Regions from separate parts of the Mus musculus genome. Here region 1 is linked to region 2. A link is a loop called in an ENCODE intact Hi-C map of the cell type or tissue named here. Cell type or tissue: gastrocnemius. All regions are shown on one strand. Each heading gives the region's core, and the rest is flanking DNA. Links, peaks and the distances in the headings are about the cores only.

Region 1 (4,398 bases), core at 216-4,215, 56 kb before region 2:
TGTACTATAAAGTCTCTAGTCTCTGATATTTAAGGTGGAAACTTTTAACTTTCTCTCTTTAAACACACATACACACACACACATACATACACACACACACACACACACACACACACACACACACCAGAACTCTTGGGGCTTTTTAGTACAAGGGCTTCTCAAACAATCCTAACGCTTTGAAAAATGAAATGCTTTATTTTATGAAGCAGTTTTGGGGTCAACTTTCCCCCCCTAAAACGTATGCTTTTATGTCGGGCAGTTTAAAGAGCGACTGCTAACTGGAACCAACCGTCAATGAAGTTGCGTCAAGTTGTCTTTCCTATTAGTCACTTATGAAAGGGCACAAGGACATCTAACAGCGCCCCAAACAAGAATGGTGAAAACAGATGTCGACCCCCCGGCCCACCTCAATAGTTTGCCGTTATTATTATTTTTTTTGTTGTTGTTAAAAAGCTCAGTGATTATTAGTGGATTATGGAATAAACTTTGCTCTCCTGGCTTATCGTAACACCGTTAGTAGCATCCCGTAGTGGAAAATAGGCCTTTGACTAGAATTTCAGCGAACACAGAAAAGGAGTAGCCAGTCTATGCCTGGAAGCACCATAAGGTGGGAACTATGGCATCTGTGATAGTTTGGTGAGCTGGAGGGAACCTCTGAGGCTGTGTTTATTATGTTGTCTTGGTGAGCAGTGAATTGAAAAAACAAGGCTGGTCCTTGGGTAGCTGCGACTCATCCTTACAAAAGTTCCATGCTGACTTAAGGAAAGATCTTTGGGTGGGGCAATGGTGGTGGTGGTGGTGGGGCGGTTTGGGAAACCCTACCAACTTTATCTTTCCAATATATTTATCTAAGAGCCTGTGGGCTCCCAGGACACCGCATAGAATTGTTATTAATGTGTGCGGCTCTGAGGGCAGTATTTGCCGTGTAGAACAATCACCTCAGCCTCTGGAATGTCAGGAAAAGTGGTAGGGAAATGAGAGGCAGACTAATGAGCAACAGCCAAAGGCAATGCGCTGTGTGATGGACACAGTGTATTTATCGTGACTGGGGCAGGGGAATGGACAGAGGAGGCTGCTATTTAGGGTCAGGTCACACATGGAGTTGGGGAAATCATTCAAAAAGTTTTTTTTGTTGTTGTTGTTTGCACATGCACACACTTGGTTATGACCAGAAAAAGTGTGCTTAAGATGTTGCTTTTATCTGCGATGCTCCAGTCTTCTCCCAAGGATGCTGTGTGGTGGATTTGAAGGCAGGGATGTGCTCCTTTGAGGACTGTATTTGTGGCCATTGAGCCCATCATTGGAACCAGATATCGGCCGCAGTGCTGCTCATTAGCACTTGCAGGCTTTAATGATTAGTGGCTCTGCTTTGAAGTCCACTGTTATGGATGGAAGCTTTTCACACTTAGTACTTTTTGGTGTGTGTGCATGCATGTTCGTGGGCGTGGTGTGCATGTGTGTGTGTGTGTGTGTGTGTGGTGCATGCGTGCTTGTGTGGAGGCCAGCATTTGATGGTAGGTTGTGGGGAGCGGGTGTGGCGGCAGTCCCAAAGGCGCCAGGGACTGCAGCTAAGTCATATGCGCGCGCTCAACTGGCCAGGAAGAACGACGCTGCTACAGGATCCTTCTGCACACATTTATTCAGTCCTGTTTCTTCTTTCTCCATATATCTCCCTTGTTTATATCTCCCTTGTTTATATATCTCCCCTGTTTATATATCTCCCTTGTTTTTATATCTCCCTTGTTTTTATATCTCCCTTGTTTATATATCTCCCTTGTTTTTATATCTCCCCCGAACCCTGGGCCTCTCACTCTTTTATACTCTCTCTCAGTTCCCATCCACGCACAGCAGGCCACGCCACCTCACCAGGCACGCAGCTTCAGCTAATCAGGGCAGCAGGGGCAAATCTCCACCAAATTGGATTCACCTGTATCCTGGTACACCTGCGCAGCACTCAAGATGTTTGTGTCTTATATGAGGAAGTCAGGTGCAAGTCATATGACTTAGCTGCAGTCCCTGGCGCCTTTGGGACTGCCGCCACACCCGCTCCCCACAATTCCCCCTTTTTTCTTTTTTGGCAGAGAGAATGTCTGTAGATAGCCCCCCGCAGCCATGCCCCTTACCCGTCCTTGGGTGACAAACAGCATTGGTTTGATCCCTGTCTTAGGTTGGTGACATGCCCAGGGAGTCTTATCACTGACTACCTCTCTATCATGCCAAGCCACACCTGGGGAGATTGTGTTTTGCTTGTGGCAGGTGCATCAAAAGGCCAGGATGTTAATGAACCTATGGCCAGATCTTAATTGCTGCAAGCAAGCCTCATGGGTGAAGGTAGAGGTCTGATCCCCAGTGTGCAAGCATAGGGGCCCTACACAAAACCATCCCTTAGGCTCATCACCCAGAGAGGTCTTGGCCAGCTCCCGTGTCGTTTTTCCTGGGGGAAGGGAACTAGGACACTGAACCTTCATGCAATCAGACGTGCCTTCCACAGGATGCCAACAGCAAGCTATCCTCTGTGCAGTGCTTAGCCTCGCACCCCACGGCATAACGCAGCATAATTTCTTTTAGAGCGGCAAACCGAATCTGAGGAGATTGTCCCGCCTCCACTGCAGCAAAAGCCTATGCTACCATGGCGAAAGTGCGGGCCGCACACTCTGCACCTAACACATGTGCCAAACACAAAAAACACACTATAACAAGCATACATCCCAGGGCTCTCATCCCCGCTCATCTTCCCTGAAGCAAGGGATAGATAGCCAGAGGAGCTATCTCTTTAAGGGAAATTCAGGGATCAAAAAGGCATGGAAAAATGTGAACGTCATGTCGAGCTGGTATCGGCTTCTGGAATACCGAAAGGATCTCTCATCTCGGCTCCATCCTTTGTGCTTGTGGGATCATCCACCACATCCACAGGGGCAACTGGATCAGGAGCCTCATTCTTGCAGCGTCTCACCAATCTCTCCAGCACCCAAAGAGGTTCCGTCTGGTCCTGTGGAAACACACAAACAGACCCTCTCGCCCACATCAACACCTGATCCTGTCGATCCCCAGGGGGATGGACACAATACCTCGTGGTGATGAGACCATAACCTCAATCACCTTGTGTCCATCTGGGGAGTCAATACGCCAAATCTCTGGACAGAAGGTCCACCTATAGGTGGCTGCTGAGGAGGCATAGGGAAAGGACGCAGAAGCTAATTCGCCTTCCTCCTCCGCCTCAGCTCTTTTGTTTCGTCCTTTCTGTTCACCTGATTTTACTGTGTCTTCTTTTTCCTTTTTCTTTTTAAGCCCTTCTCCTTTTCCGACATACTTTCTTGTTGCTCTGTAAGGATTTTCTGACCTGTCTTGACTGCCTCTACACACAGTTTCAAACAGTAACAGAGTCCATATATCAGAACAAACAAGACCAAAACTATCAGACCTACCCACAAAGGGTCAATGGAAGAAAAAAGCATAACTACACAGCGAGGATCTATTGATCACTACACCGAGGTTATCATAGTTCCTTAACTTGTCCCCAAACCAGGAACCTTAACTTGTCCCAAAGCCAGGAACCTTATCTTGTCCCAAAGCCGGGAACCTTTCGTTACCTTGTGCCTACTTCCTGGCAACTTTATGCTTGCCTCTATTTTATCCGAGGTCCTTCCCAAACTCCTGGGTTACTTTGTGCCTACTTCCTGGCAACTTTATGCTCACCTCTATTTTATCCGAGGTCCTTCCCAAACTCCTGGGGTCCCAAGTTTCACTCACCATGAACTTACCCTGCCGGCAACCACTGACTGCTGAAAGTTCTGAACTCGGCGGGGGAGTTGGTTCCCCGTACGGGCCACCAATTGTCGCGCCCGCTCTCGACCAGCAAGAACGACACGGCCACCAGTCCTTCTAACAGCAGTTTATTCAGTCTTCATCTTTCTTCTTTCTCTTCATCAGTACCGTTCCCCAGCTGAAGAGTTCTGAATCCACGCCAGATCCTTCTCAACAGTCTGTTTTACGGGAACTTTTATTAACCACTCCTTCCCCGTGATGCAGTTCTGAATCCTCCCTGTAGCAGGGGGTCTTCGCTTGTGCCTGAAGATGTTTCTTGTCCCGGGTTTCGGCACCACTTGTTGCGCGCGCTCAACTGGCCAGGAAGAACGACGCTGCTACAGGATCCTTCTGCACACATTTATTCAGTCCTGTTTCTTCTTTCTCCATATATCTCCCTTGTTTATATCTCCCTTGTTTATATATCTCCCCTGTTTATATATCTCCCTTGTTTTTATATCTCCCTTGTTTTTATATCTCCCTTGTTTATATATCTCCCTTGTTTTTATATCTCCCCTGAACCCTGGGCCTCTCACTCTTTTATACTCTCTCTCAGTTCCCATCCACGCACAGCAGGCCACGCCACCTCACCAG
Region 2 (4,398 bases), core at 316-4,315:
TTAAATTTGTTTTGATTTCTTGTGAATAAGGTTACCTTTTTCTTTCTGTTTATACCCCTAAGCATCCCACTTTCTTTGGAATTCTTTGTCTTTCTTTATCATGTTATGGGATTGCTCTGTATATTATGGATAGTAGACCTTTACATGTTAAATTTAACTTTTTCTCCTGGTTTTTGCTTTTGTTTTTTTTTTTTTTAATTTTGCTTTTTTGGTGATTTAAAAAAATTTGTTAAATTGTTTTGCTTTATTGTCTTACAAAATGTATTATATTTTAATATGGAAATTATCATTAATTAATTTTTTTAAAAATGACTGAGCCTCCTCTGTGCTAGAGTGGGCTAAATAGAGCTACATGTTCCAGATAGGAAGAGGTTTGCATGTGGCATTGTTGCAAGCTGAAGCCATGGCTAAATAAGGCAAAAGTGTCTACTGAATAACTATGAGTTCAGTGTGCTGGCTACTAAAAAACTAAATATAATTGGCATGTGAATCATGAATCATATTTAGATACCCCTTAGAAAATTGTATGAGACACTCGTTAGTCAAGCACTAAATTTTGTTTCAGGAAAAAAAAGTTGTAGAGAATTAAGAGGAACTGGGTGATCAGTAGGTACGAGCTTCAGCGTGTGACAAAGGCTTTGACACAATGGGACACTTGACCTTCGCTGAAACCTGGGAAGGGTGTTCGTTGAGGTTCTGAAACCTGTATCATGTTTCTACACCAAACTACTCCTGAACTTAGTCATTAACAATGGAGCCAATTGCTGGGTCATGATGGTGCATGCCTTTAATCTCAGCACTCTGGAGGCAGAGGTGGGTGGATCTCTGTGAGTCTTTTAGCCTAGCCTGGTCTATAGAGGGAGTTCTAGGGCAACACAGAGAAACTCTGTCTCAAAACAAAACAAAAAACCTGAACCCCAAAAACTAAACAAAAACAACAACAACAAAACACAAAACAAAACCCCCAAACCAAAAAAAAAAAAAAAAAAAAAAAAAGAAATTTCAACAACAACAGCAACAGCAGCAACAACAAAATGTAGCCAATTAATTTAGCTTTTGATATAGGGGGCTGAGAGTTCTGGCTGGGCTCTGTAGGGCTGGTCCTTCTGGTCTGAGCTATGCTTGGCTAATCTTGTCAAAGGTTGCTTGTTGCTGGTAGATTGTAAGGCTTGGCTGGTTCATGGTTGCCATAACTAGGGTGATGGGAGCCTGTCTTCCCAGGGCCTCTCACTGTCTCATAGGCTCTCCAGGGCCTGTTGCCATGAATGGGCTCAGAGTTGTAAAAACTTGAGAATGGAAGTTGGAAAGGCGCTACGGCACAGGTTCTCAACCTATGGGTCACGACCCCCCTTTGGAAGGTTGATGTTTCACAAGGGTCACCTAAGATCACCCTGAATATCAGATAATTACATTACAATTAATAACAGAAGCAAAATTATAGTTATGACGTAGCAATGAGAGTAACTCTGGTTGGGGGTTCACATTTCATGAGGAGCTGTATTGAAGGGTCTCAGCATTACGAAGGTTGAGGACCACTGCTTGGATAGTGATATACTGACGACCCACTGTTTTGTGAAAGAAGTTAAGAATATGATGGCAATTATTGTATTACAGAGCTCTGGTTCAAATTTATATTCCTGAGTGATTGGCTTTTATGTTTGATCATATGCAAAAATCTCTTTCACAAATGCCAGGTAAGATCAAACAGGACAGTATACCTGTATACCAAGGACATTGTTTTGTCGTAGAATATATACTGGCTTTTGAAGGATTATTTTCTCATCTCGATTCAAACAGGGTGGTTAGGCCCGTGATGTTTGTGATTCTGGAGTGGCTAGAACGATGTATGATCTTGTCGCCCTCTGTCACCATTAAGCTTCTTGAACATCGTTAAAGGAGATGGGGGTCAAGATACTTAGGTTTGGCAGAGCCTGAATGATAATTCATACAAAGGGTTAACCCAAAAAAGGTCTTCAGGTATTAGCTGGCTTCTAGTCAGAGTTCTTAAACCAGTTTCATTTTCAAGTCAAGTGGCCACGTGCGCTTTGGACAGCTCTGTACCCATCTGGGTCCTATAGGAGGGCTTGGGATCCCATGAGATCTTGGTTTAGACTTTGGTTTGCTGTTTGGAGTTAAAAGGAAACTCTATCAAGTCCCTTCTCTAGCCTTGTCTGGGTTCTAGAGATAACGAGGGCTCCCCGGTGTACACAGATGTGACCCCGAGGCTCGGCAAACAGACCTTCTGGTTTATAACATCACTTACAAAGTTATGATTTTTTTGGCCAAATCTTTCCCTTAGAAGGACCCGTGATTAATGTCAGGGTGTAACCAAAATAGTTTTATATAAAGATGGGGCTTTTAAAAGACCCAAGCTCATTTTCTACTATGCTAGAGTCAGAGACACCTCAAGAAATCCCTGTGTTTCCGTCTCAAAAGCCTGATTCCCTCTGGTTCTTGGATACATCCCAAACGATGTTAATTAAAACAAATGCACTGTTCCACAGAGGCGCAGTGTGTCATGGTAGAGCTGTCCCTGGGCGCTGGAGCCAGAGTCTTGTTTGAATTAGGAGGATGTCTGTATGCTAAGGCGCCCCGTGGAGATGTCTAAAGCCGGGGCTTTCAGCCGTCCATACTGTCTCTATTGAGAGACATATTTATATCTTCCAGACTAGCAATTAATCACTCAGTGGGGTTTTGTACAGGGGAGGGAGTCATGAGCTCAGAAGAGAATCTTTCTGTGCTGCCAGGAACCACAAAACATGGGCACAATTAAAATGCTGATTTAATTTATTAGATAGAGGCATAGAACAGGAATGCTTAAATGACATTGACAGAGCCAGAATCCTAGCCCCACCTAGTCTTAAAAATAGAAAACAAATGCCTATCCCTTAAATGAAATTATATTAATAACATGTTTCTGTAAGCTGCTTGGAAGCGAAATAAAGCTATTGACATTAATTAAAATTTGAAGACGTATCATTTGTTGTTACTGTGCAAGCTTTTGTTAGGGGGAAATAGCTTTCAAAGCGATCTATTTATGAAAATTAAACGGGGAAAATTGCCTATTGAGCAAATGTTGGTTAATAAGGCTGCTTTTCTTAGAAACATGGGTTTTTAAGTAACAAAAATGTTTTTATTATTCTAATAATGGTTTCTACCTTTTGATCGCTTCAAAAAAAAATTGCCTTTGTTACTAGAATTTTGATATTCCCATACAGAATTCCATCGTCAGGGGGAGTATAAACTTTAAAAACCAGGAAGACATTCATCGTGTTTAGGATGTTGGGTAGCCTATTTGCAAAGAGAATTTTCTCTGAAATCAGTGCGGTTAGCTGTGTGGCCAAACACCTTCATGGCAGAAGTAGGATCCAGAGGGCTGGTTAGTGGCCTTAACTAGTACTTGCCTGGTTTCACACAAGCTGGAAAGTGCCCCACGCTAATGAGACAGTGGTAGTTTAGAGAGGGCAGCCATACAGCAGGTCTGTGAGAGGCCCTCTCACGTGGATAACGTTCTGAAAGGGGGAAGGGATCTTGTCACACCAGGTCTAGTTTGGCTCCCTTTTGTCTCTGTTATGGAGACACTGCAACTTGAGTTTTCCAAGTTGACCTCTTAACAAAACATCTTAGATAATGCTAAAATACCGTGTTCTTCAGCAGATGAATCCGGAAAGCTGGACTCATGGATGGATGCTGTTCCTTATCAAGCCGTCGCCATTTTGTAAGAGTTATGTGTGTCTCTGCGTGTATAGCAAATGTGGGTGAGGTTCCTGGGGAGACCAGAGAAGGCACCTAATCCTCTGGAGTTGGAGTTACAGACAGTCGTGAGCTACCTGATGTAGGTGCTGGGAATTGAACTCAGGTCCTCCCTCTAGAAGGGCAGTAGGGGCTCTTAACTGCTAAGCCATCTCTCCAGCTTCCCTGTCCCCCAGACCTCTGTAGTCTGGTTATGGTGTGGGAGCTTCACTTACCCCCACTGCTCTTGTGATGCTGAGAGAGGTGCAAAGATGGAATGGAAGAGCTGAAATGTCCCCATGCCGTTAAAAAACCCAAGCAGTTTCTGGGAAGGGACTATTTATTCTATGGACATTTTATATGGTATAAATTTGCTTTTGGTAAGTGACTCTATTTTGTGGAAAAATTCTATTGACTTGGGTAATAAATAATAATTAACCGCAACTGACATGTAAGGATTGTTTTTCTCTTTAGCCTTTACTCAATCTCCTCCTATTAATTTAGTGCCACTCCTGTGGCTTCTGCTCTTAAGTATCAAATGTTCTGCCCCCTCCCTTCTACTCATGGGCCCCTCATCTGCTCTTGCCTTAAAACACTGAGTTGCTTTGCTTGCTCGGTTGGATGGCTCGTATCACATCCTGTTCAACTTGGCTTCTGCGTCAGACA

What was found. Peaks named below come from ENCODE experiments on the same cell type or tissue, not always from the same donor. Only the 100,000 strongest peaks of a DNase experiment are listed, where the experiment ranks them.
Region 1: it touches region 2 in a loop (2.4-fold over the local background); 3 of 42 quality-filtered maps call a loop at or near these places.

The regions. Positions count from the first base shown.
Region 1 is chr8:107,612,888-107,617,285 of GRCm38, forward strand. No RefSeq gene overlaps it. Among named protein-coding and RNA genes, the nearest start is that of Psmd7, 27 kb to the left of the region's middle. In gastrocnemius, for the core only: no CTCF peak of the experiment used is centred there; no DNase peak of the experiment used is centred there.
Region 2 is chr8:107,669,091-107,673,488 of GRCm38, forward strand. No RefSeq gene overlaps it. Among named protein-coding and RNA genes, the nearest start is that of Psmd7, 83 kb to the left of the region's middle. In gastrocnemius, for the core only: no CTCF peak of the experiment used is centred there; a DNase peak (open chromatin) is centred at 2,572.